2 separate regions of the Mus musculus genome follow, and region 2 is linked to region 1. A link is a loop called in an ENCODE intact Hi-C map of the cell type or tissue named here. Cell type or tissue: heart. All regions are shown on one strand. Links, peaks and the distances in the headings refer to the core of each region. The heading gives the core; the rest is flanking DNA. Region 1 has its middle 13 kb from the start of Gm13421. Region 2 overlaps Col5a1 (collagen, type V, alpha 1).

The links. A loop is a pair of places that touch in the nucleus more often than their neighbours do. Peaks named below come from ENCODE experiments on the same cell type or tissue, not always from the same donor. Only the 100,000 strongest peaks of a DNase experiment are listed, where the experiment ranks them.
Region 2: it touches region 1 in a loop (4-fold over the local background); 15 of 42 quality-filtered maps call a loop at or near these places.

Annotation. Positions count from the first base shown.
Region 1 is chr2:27,550,561-27,555,942 of GRCm38, forward strand. No RefSeq gene overlaps it. Among named protein-coding and RNA genes, the nearest start is that of Gm13421, 13 kb to the left of the region's middle. In heart, for the core only: a CTCF peak has its summit at 2,246; DNase peaks (open chromatin) are centred at 2,231 and 4,041; H3K27me3 peaks cover 869 bases.
Region 2 is chr2:27,966,930-27,972,311 of GRCm38, forward strand. It overlaps Col5a1 (collagen, type V, alpha 1), which reads left to right. Exons shown (of 66, transcript NM_015734.2): 17 at 1-54; 18 at 1,210-1,263; 19 at 2,816-2,869; 20 at 4,518-4,562. Among named protein-coding and RNA genes, the nearest start is that of Gm13372, 63 kb to the right of the region's middle. In heart, for the core only: a CTCF peak has its summit at 2,468; no DNase peak of the experiment used is centred there.

The DNA of each region.
Region 1 (5,382 bases), core at 94-5,093:
ACTTAACCACTGAGCCAACTCTCCAGCCCTATCATCACTTTCAAATATGGGTGGTTCCTTCTAAAACTAACTTTATCTTCATTGTTTGGGATTAAAGGTGATAATAAGGGCATGTCCTGTATTCTAGCTAGAGAAATTAGAGATGTATGCTAAAGGCTGAGCCACACCACAACTAGAAACAGGCACAACCTCGGGGTTCACAGTACAACTGAAGTCCACTCTGGACTCTCAGATGTTCCTGCTTCCCCTTCATCTACGGTAAACCTTGGACATTTTCATTCAAACCATCATCCAGCAAGGTGGCTCAGTGGGTAAAGGTGGTCGCCTCAGAGCTTGGTGGCCTGAGCATGTTGTAAAGAGAGAACTAACTCACAGGTTGTCATCTGACTTCCACATGGATGTGGGTCACAGCATATGCCCCCCTAAATAAATGTAATATTTAGGTATTTATTTATTTATTTATTTATTTATAGATAGGGTTTCTCTGTGTAGTCCTGGTGGTCCTGGAACTAGCTCTGTAGACCAGGCTGGCCTCAAACTCAGAGATCTACCTGCTTCTGCCCCACTAGTGCTGGGATCAAAGGTGTGTGGTGTGTCTCAACTGCTTGCTGTAAATATATATATATATATACATATATATATATATATATATATATACATATATATATATATACACACATATACACATATATATACACACACATACATATATACATATATATGTATATATATTAAATATTTTAAAATTTGTTTTATGTATATGAGTATTTTGTTTTCATGCACACCAGAAGAGGGAATCGGATTCCATACAGATGGTTGTGAGCCACCATGTGGTTGCTGGGATTTGAACTCAGGACCTCTGGAAGAGCAACCAGTGCTCTTAGCCTCTGAGCATTCTCTCCAGCCAGTAAATAGCATTTTAAAAGGTGTGAGTGGTGGTGGCGCATACCTTTGATCCTAGCCCTTGGGAGACAGAGGCAAGCAGATCTCTGAGTTCAAGACCAGCCTGATTTACAGAGTAAGTCCCAGGACAACCAGGGCTACACAGAGAAACCCTGTTTCAAAAAAGGAAAAAGTGTGAAAGTGATTTAAGACATCAGTGTAAGCAAGACCTGTGGGTTTATAGATTGGGTCAATCAGTTGAGAAGCTACAAGACTGCTTTGCCAGTTCAAGTTAGACTCTGCTCACTTAAGTTCAAAGCTTCACTCATAAAATCAGTAACAATGTAGAGTACCAGTCTGTGTCCCCTCTGAGGACACCTCTGTCAGCTACTCAGCACCCTAAATTTCCCAGAGTCAGCTTATTTTACTCTTTGATTCTGCTGTCCTTATGGTCTCCAAACCCATGTTTGTTTGTTTTTGTTTTCTGAGACAGGGTTTCTTTGTATCTAGCTATCCTGGACCCGGCTCATCTGGAACTCGGAGATTCTTCTGCCGCTCAGTCCCATGTTATGTTATTGACCGTGTGACCATCCAGTTACCCTCATTGCAGCTATGGGGCCCAGTATGGCTGTGGTTCACATTGTAATTTTTTAAAAAAGATTTATTTATTATGTAAGTACACTGTAGCTGTCTTCAGACACACCAGAAAAGGGCGTCAGATCTCATTAGGGATGGTTGTGAGCCACCATGTGGTTGCTGGGGTTTGAACTCAAGACCTTCAGAAGAGCAGTCAGTGCTCATAACCGCTGAGCCATCTCTCTGGCCCATATTGTAATTCTTGCCATCTAGGGAGAGACCAGTGTTCCTCATGATGCTGGGAATCCCCTAGAAAAATAACTTTTCACAGTCATGCTGAGAGCAGTCTTCTCTGGACCACCCCACAGAGATGAACAGACATGCTGGAATAATCTAGTGGAACATTCCAGTCTCTCTGAGGAGTGACACTTTCCTCTATGACCCCCAAACAGTTCTAGGCTTTGACTTTGTGGCGGTCACCTTATGGCCCATGCTTAGCCAACCAGCTAAGCTGAGCTTCTCTAGCAACTCTAGAAAACAGAGTCTAGAATCTGCTTAGCATTGCTAACCAACAAATCCAACCTATCCAGTCTGATTTCTCTGCAGTTATGCCTCATGTCTAATGATGCGTTGGATGCAAGGTTTAGATGGGGTAGGCATCATTCAGGCGAGAAAGCTGTTTCAGCCTCTTCTAGCACTTACCCCCATGCTTTTGGGAGCTGACTTTCCTAGGTCTCAGATGTAATTTCTGCTCATCTGGAGGAAATTCCATCAGTCTCCACGTGGAGGCAGACTTGCACCACTCAGGGTGCGGAGGCTCTGGAAAAGCCAAACTGGTCTTGGGTCCCGAGGAAAGGAACTTTTGCTCCCCCACCTCCAAGCCTTGGGCAGGGCTGCATTCCCACTTCTCTTTGGCTTGGACAATTTGCCCATCCAGACTGGGCTTCAGTTTGTTTGTTTGTTTGTTTTTTCCAAAGGAATTGATCAGAGAAATACATAATGTGGGCCTCAGACTTGGCTTTGGAGCAAGCTTGGGAGACCCAGCTATGCCTGTCCTGATTCCAGATGGAGAAACTAAAACTTGGAATGCACACACACAGGATGGTGGGGAGGTGTCGCCGGCCAGTTTTGGAGTGTTTTGATCCTGTTCTAGTACCTTGACTGACATGCACAAACTGAACTGGGGTCTACAGCTCCAGAGGACTCTGGGGTGCTAGGGAATGCCCTGGGCTTGTGGCTTGGTACATAGTTATGTTTTGGGTCTCTAGTAAGTGCTGTGGTGGACCAGTCACCTCCCATTGCATATGTATTGTGCATACATGCAATTCCACATGCGATGATTAATGTTGACTGTCAAGTTGATAGGATCCAGTGTCACTTATGAGACAAATGTCTAGGCATGTCCTCGAGGAGTTTTCTAGATTGTGTTTGTCCAGGTAGGAGGAGCCACCTTGAAACTGGTCAGTACCGTCTCACGGGCTGGGGTGCTAGCCTAAATAAGGAGAAAGTGGGCTGAGCTCTGTCTGCATCCTCGGCACGGATGCCATGTGACCTTCCCTCCTAGCTCTGATGACTGTGAGCCCCACCAGCACCATCCCTTCTTGAAGTTGGTCTTGTCAGGTCTTTGTTATATAGCAACTAGGAAATGCCCTGGGGATTTTTTTCATACTACCCAGGAAATGTGAGCCATGAAGCCCAATTCACTCACCAGATTCTCTGAGGACATAGTTTGTATTTTTGTAAACCTGATCATCTTTTTTTAAAAAGATTTATAGATTTATTATATGTAAGTACACTGTAGCTGTCTTCAGACACTCCAGAAGAGGGAGTCAGATCTTGTGTCAGATCTTGTTACAGATGGCTGTGAGCCACCATGTGGTTGCTGGGATTTGAACTCAGGACCTTTGGAAGAACAGTCAGGACTCAACCACTGAGCCATCTCTCCAGCACCATGTTTTGTTTTGTTTTGTTTTGTTTTGTTTTGTTTTGTTTTGTTTTGTTTTGTTTTTGTGAATGGCCCTGGAAAGATACAACCAACCAGTCAGTGGCTTTGAAGACTCACAGGGCTGGGCTGAAATTTTTGGTGTGTATGACTGGCTCAGGTGGACACCTCTGACTATTCCAGTGTCTTGCAGATAGGCTACTGCTCAGACTGTGTGTTGCTTTTCCTGTGTCTCAATGAGACTGGTGTCAATTTTAAAGTAGCTGCTGCCTGCTGGAGCCAGAGATCTGGCAAATTAGCTTTTTATTTCTCATGGCAGAGGATGACTGAGGCCAAGCTCTCTCTGGGAGATGCCCCTATGAGTGACTAAGGCTGTGTCCCTCTGGGGGATGCCCTTGTGCTTCTAGTTTAGCCTTCCCTGGATGCTCTTCTGTTTCTATAGGGAGGTGAATGACCATCCAGCGGGGTGAGCCTTCTCCTTGGGGCCCTCTATTAATAAAACAACCACTGACCCCCGGACGTGCAGGCACATGAGGGGACACAGTATTCCCAGGGTCGGCGTCGGTCCAGAGACCTTTCGTGCCTGACCCAGCCGCCTCTAGAGTGCTTCCATCCTGCTCTGGCCCCTTGGCTGAAGGACCGGAAGTTCTGCATGGTCCAAGCTGGGGCTGCTCTTCCTCCAATATATAAATAACCTACTACCAGCTCCCTGGGAGAGTCCTAAGGGCCTGAAGGAGGGAGGGACAGAGCCCCAGGCCCTTGAGACTAGGCATGACTCAGAGTAAGTCATCTGCTTTTCAGGTTGTTCCAGAGCCTTCTTGGGCTCCCCTGGTGTCCTGTGCTGTTGCAGAACCCCGAGGCAGCCTGGATGAGGGCACTCGCTCTGTTTCTCTTTCATCAGTTGTTTCTGTGGAATCGGAGGCTATTGGCTGGGGATGGACAAGGAGACAACTTTCTTCTCATTCTGGAGGTCTAGCTGTGCTGGAGAAGTGGAAGGCTGAGATTCAGGGCAGGGACCAAATTTCTATCATCCGCCTAGAGCAGTGTTCTCAACCTTTTACTGTCGTGGCCCTTTACAGCAGTTCCTTCTGTTGTGGTGACCCCAACTATAAAATTATTTTCATCGCTACTTCATAACTGTAATTTTGCTACTGTTCTGAATCATTATGTACATATCTGTTTCCTGGTGGTCTTAGGTGACCCTCAGAGGGGTCACACCCCGCAGGTTGAGAACCACTGATCTAGAGGCACATGCTGTGCTCGGTTGAAGCTCCCCAAGAGGGATCCTCCTGAGTACCCCAATCCTGACTCGGTGACACTGACCTTGTCCTATGGTCCCTGGTAGCCTTTGCTCTTTCTGTTGAACTGGGGTCTGCCTTTTTTGTCTGCCCTCTGCCAGTACCACACTCACTGAGCCACAGGGGAAGAGTCAGCCAGACTGACTGTATGTGCGTGGGGTTCTAGGATACCTGCTGTCACCGGCCACAGCTGGACACTTGGGTGCTCAGAAACCTGAAGTGAAGGCAAAATGGACCTGGTTCTGCCCACCTAAGCTTCCCTGGGCCCCAAGCTCCAGACAGCGAAATCTGCAGCTCAGGGCCCAGGCTCATGTTCAGAACACCACATCCAGGCTGGGCCCCTGTTTTACTTGGAGCAGATAAAGGTTTCTGAGCAGCCTGATACTGCATCACTGAAATTCCACGAACTGAAACTGGATGGCTCAAAACAAATTTCCCTGTTCTGGAGGTCAGAGTTCGATATCAAGGCATGGGGGGGCATGGAATGTCGGGGTGGGGGTGGGGCTGCTGACTCTTCCCAAGGCTCCTAGTGAGATGGTTCCTCCTGTCTCCCAGATAGTCCTGGGGTTGAGAATGTGTCAATAAATTTCCTTTTCCTTCTCTCAAGGCCTCCTCTTGCTCCCCTGTGTCTTGTGTGTCTCCTATAGTGGCACTTGTCATTGGATTTCAGGCCTTCGATCCACT
Region 2 (5,382 bases), core at 254-5,253, 420 kb after region 1:
GGCCGTGCTGGAAGTGATGGAGCCAGAGGCATGCCTGGACAAACAGGCCCCAAGGTAGGCCGTCACCCACACTCATACAGTCACCATCATCCCTGACATCATGTTGATGACATAACTATCATGTTTGATGAGTGTGCCTGCAGGGAGCGTAAGCACTCACTTTGATGAGCCCCCCCCCCCCTAGTGTGTTGAGATGACAGATTGACAGGTGACTTGCATGGGTGAGATTCAGTCTCCTTAAAGGGTCAGGTGCCCTGTTCATGTGGCCAGTGAGTGTGGTGGGGTGGATCAGGGAGAACCCCTTGGGAGTGTGCAGGTAAGCAGACTACACCGTTGGTGCTTGGGTGGCCAGGTGATCTCAAGTCTATGGGACATGAATTTTCCTACCCTGCCTTGGAAAGTCAGGACTCAAGGCCTGTAGGGGTGAGTTGACACAGTCTGTGCTTGAGCAGGGGGCACAGGACTCATATAGACACGTGGCAGCTGTTTTTTCCCCCTGATACTGTGGATGCTGGGCTCATCCCTCTTCCTGTGACCCCGTATGGACTCTCTCATATTCCTGAGTCACCAGGAACTGTCACTGTTCAGTACATCTGTGCTGGGTCCCCTGGTTCCATAGTCTCACTTCCTGTGACCTCCAAGTTAATAAACACTGAAGGCTGTGGATGATGGAAGAATCCCACTGTTCTGTCAAGTAGTTTACGATCTCTTAACTGCAAAGTCATAAAAATACCCCAGTACCCTACTCTGATTTCATCCTACCTGGGTTGAATACCCACATGATGGGCTGCTGGTACTGGGCTCTATGCTGGAATGCAGGAGCCAGGGGTCCCTGCAGGTAAAGATGCAGGGGTCTCCACCAGTGAGTGTGATCACTGGTGTGTGACAGCCCTCAGGACCATGGGGATATTCCTGCAGGGAGAGACTCGGAGCAAATGAGCCCATGCTGACTTTGCAGTGGTCACTGAATAACTTCATGACTACATTCCCAAGGATGCCCTGGCCTTTGGCTTGGGGACAACAGTGTTCCTCTCTTTCCAGCCTCTGCTTTGTTTGGGGAGAGGAGGTGGCATATACAGACTCCACAGTGTCCTGAGGCAGGAGGGCTGTGCATGGCCATAAGAAGGCCCTGAGTCCAGGGTGTTGAATTATGGGTACCCCTAGTTCCTGCTGTGTGGGCTGTTTGGTTCATCTCTCTTGTTCTTGCAGGGTGACCGTGGCTTTGATGGTCTGGCTGGGTTGCCGGGAGAGAAAGGCCATAGAGTGAGTATTTGCTGTGGGATTTGTGGGGGTCTTTTCTTTCCAACAGCCTCAGGTTCCTCCATTTCACAGTGTCTCTGTATGTACTGTGGAGTCTCTCTTAATGGAGAATCTAGTCAAGAGAAGTTGGATTTCCTACATGAGACTTACGAGCATGTCTGGCAAGCACCTCACTCCAGGGTGTCACAGGGGACAGAGAAGTGAGGGAAAATATGTGCTAGAACTAGTTTTAGAATCTTCTAGAAGCCACTTTTTACCTAATGGAGCCTTCACATTCATGGGAAATCTGAACAGCTATCGCATGCAAGCTTAGAGTCAGGACTGTGGCCGCAGGAAGGTAGGGCAGTCTCAGAGCCTGCTGCTAAGGATGGCTGGGGTTGGGCCACTATGGTGCTTGGCCGCCTTTCTCACCGCTCGCTGGGAGTGGTTCCTTTCTTACTTGCTTTACCTTAAAGTGGATTTATTGGTCAAATTTCTCATTTTGGGGCATCCAGGCACACATGTATGTGTATTTACATGTTTGTACAGATATACCTTCACAGGCATACACACAAAGGCACAAGAGCACATATTCATCCATACACATATGCATATATACACATACATTCATAGCCACACACACATATACATATTCACAGGCATACACATATACACACTCATACAAACATGATGACATGTGTGGATACATAGCAAGCATAATCACTTAGGACTCAGATACATATGCACACATTCACAAGCACATATACATACAGTTACACACAGACATAGGCACATAGATATCCATGCGCATATACGTGTATGTAAGCACGCTTGTATGCAAATACATACACATAGGCACAGACATTCATACTTACCTAGTCACACACATACATACAGGGCATACATGCATACATATATATTACCTGCACAAAATACACACAAAGAGGGATGCAACAATACAGTCATGCATACACATGGACAAAAACATGCACATATAGGAACATGGGCTATTGATGAATTAAAAAACATATGCAGATATGTGTCTTACAGTGAAAAATGTCTGTGCTCTGTATACTCTGAATAGTGTCTCACCCACAGCTGCTACTTCTCTGCTCTTTCGTAATTACGTGAAAACAAGCTCACAGTCACCAGTTGTGGGGAGTTGGGAGAGGTGCGTAGTCCTTTGACCAGCTGATGAGAGTATACATTGAGCGCCAGCTACAGGCGACACTGGGAATGACCCTCAGGGATTCTTGGTCCAGCGTGGTCCTTTTTGTGCTGCCCTCCCTCACACTGAATGCACAGTGTGCCTGCCTGTCTGTGGCTCCTGCTAAACCTGCTAGGTGCTCAGGCTGGTGATTCTGCCACCAGCAAGGTATGCAGATGGGGCTCGAGTGCAAGGCTCTTGGCCAGCCACTAGACTGACCTCTCAGCACACGCCCTCCGCCCAGGGGAACTAGGCTTCAAGACTGAGGGTTAGGATTAGGAGGACAGAAAAAAAAGGGGGGAGGGGTTGGGACAGTTGGGAAGGACCTGCTCTGTGGTGGTTAACATTGACCCTGGTTGGTTTTTCTAGGGTGACCCTGGTCCTTCTGGCCCGCCCGGAATCCCAGGAGATGATGGAGAAAGGGTAAGTATCTCTCAGCATCCTTTTACACTGGGAAACTCTGAGTGCAGGCCAGGCAGGGTCGGTAGGGCGGGGGGGGGGGGTAAGGGGGGGAGGAGGAAGCATGCATGTTGGCCCAGGCAGGTGGCTGTGTGCTTCTGAGATTGAAGCAAGGCACAAGCATTCACTTTACTTTACCCTTCTTGCCAATGAGGGTCAAACTGTCATGGGTCTCAGAAAGGAAACCTCTAACTACAGGAGGCAGGTGCCCCAGATCCTGTGGAGGGGAGATGCCAGGGACTTAATGAGCTCAGCGGCTCTGCTGATCTCATCTAAATGAGGTGTCAGATGGAGAAGCAAGGGCTCGGGGAGAGCAGGCGGTGGAGGGATGGGGGAAGTCATTGGTGAAGTAACTGAATATAGGAACAGTGGGGAGGGAAGGGCTGCAGTTGGGCTTCTTAGCCTGGGCTTTTGTACCCAGAGGACTCCTCAGTGTCCATTCCCAGTATCCTCAGCGGCTGGAGGCTGAGCTCATAGGCCACAGCACAGATGTGCACAGCAGAGAATGCATGGCAGGATTTATGGGCTCCTTGCACTATTGTTGGGAGCCCACAAACCCCAGGAAAGTGGGAGCTAGGTGCCATCATCTCTAGATTTTGAACTTTGTCCAGAAAGTTCCCCTCTCTGGACCTTGGCCTAAGCAGCTGCAAGCTGAGGAAGGAGAGGGGTACTTTTGGATGCCTCACCCTCTTGGTTCATGGTGGGTTTCATATGCATGCATTTGTGTGCACATATGCCTTTGTCGACGTATGTGCATTCACAGCATGTGCATACATGTACACTACTGTATATGCATAAGTGTACTCACTCCTAGGTGTGTGCATGTATATGCATGTGTGTGCGTATATGCATGCATATGCAAGTAATATGTGTGGCTGCAGTTATTGAACATAGGCACACATGAGCATATATGCTGGCAGGTGCTATGTGAGCATGCATGGCTGTGTTTGAGGAAGGCAGGAGAACTGAGTTCTGTGGTAGGAAGCAGCATCTGCTAGTGGCCCCTGTGTGGCCTGGTGAACCAGAGCAAGCATCCCATCTGGAGTCAGGAGGAAAAGTTTGCCACTGGATGGCTTGGATCCCGGTAGACCCTGAGCTCACCGAAGTCTGCCTGGGCTCCTCTGCCTCTCCTCTGACACCCTGTTCTTCTGTTTCTGTTACTCATGAGGGTGGCCTAGGCCTTGAACTCAGTGTCTGCCTAACTGCCCTTGCTACAGTTGTGAGTGTAGCTGAGAAGCAGGACCTGCTTCAGAGCCTCACGGTTCCCTGCAGCAGCTGCACCCTTGCAGCTCCAGAATGAGGACAGGGCCCTCTCCAATGGAGCCAGCATTAACACATTAGTGTATGCCTGAGGAGCAGGCAGAGTCCTGCTGTCGGGTGTGTGTGTGTATGTGTGTGTATGTGTGTGTGAGAGAGAGAGAGAGAGAGAGAGACAGAGAGACAGAGAGACAGAGAGAGACAGAGACAGAGAGAGAGAGACAGAGAGAAAGAGAGAGACAGAGACAGAGAGAGAGAGAGACAGAGAGAGAGAGAGAGAGAGAGAGAGATTGTGTGTGTGTGTGTACCCAGGCCTCAATGCTTGTACTTAAACATTTTTTTTCTTTCTCCATAGGGTGACGATGGAGAAGTTGGGCCCAGGGGACTGCCCGGGGAGCCTGTAAGTTGCTGATGGGAGGGACTCTGGGCCTCAGCTCCACAGTCATGAGCTGATGGGTGTGGAGTAGGTTAGAGAGCTTGGTCTAGAGAAAGAGGCACATGACATTTGCCCAGGAAAGAAAAGAGGGAGGACACTAGGGGCTGGGCACCTCTAGGGAGTGTATACTGGCCCTTTCTACAAGAGGAAGATGGGCCTTGGAGAGCTATAGCAAATGCCCAGGGGCACCGTAACCCCAGTGGAATTATGCTGGGTGCCGACGTGCTGCATGGAGGACATTCAGAGGGCCCATGGTGGACACTCAAGTGTGTCAGAGTAGACAGGAAGACACAGTATAGTGGGTGTTCTGCAGGAATCATAACAGTAACAAGGTAGGCATTGAGGGCATGGTGGTAGGTGTCCAAGGTGCTGCAGCAGACATTCCATCAGCAGCTATAGTGGGTGCCGGGCAGTCGAGGGGACTGAATAGGCCCAAGCTTGTCTTAGGCCTGGCAACTACACTCTACAGGGTGGTGCTCAGCTCGCTGCAGGAAAAGCTGCCTTTTGCCAGCCACCTTGTATTTAGGCTTAAAGCATATTTCCACAAGGGCAAAAGGACATTAATTACCCTGCATTTACTGATGTTCAGAAACCTACCTTTATTATCCAAGTCAGGCGGCTGTTTGTATCTGGTGAAGCTAATTGATGAGCTACGCCTTAAACGCCGTGCAGGGCAGAGCCCGGGTCGGCATGCTCAGGTTCATTTGGGATGAAATTATACCCTAGCCGTCTGATTAACCACCGAGGAGGATCCGTCAGCCTTGTTCTCCTTAACACACATCTA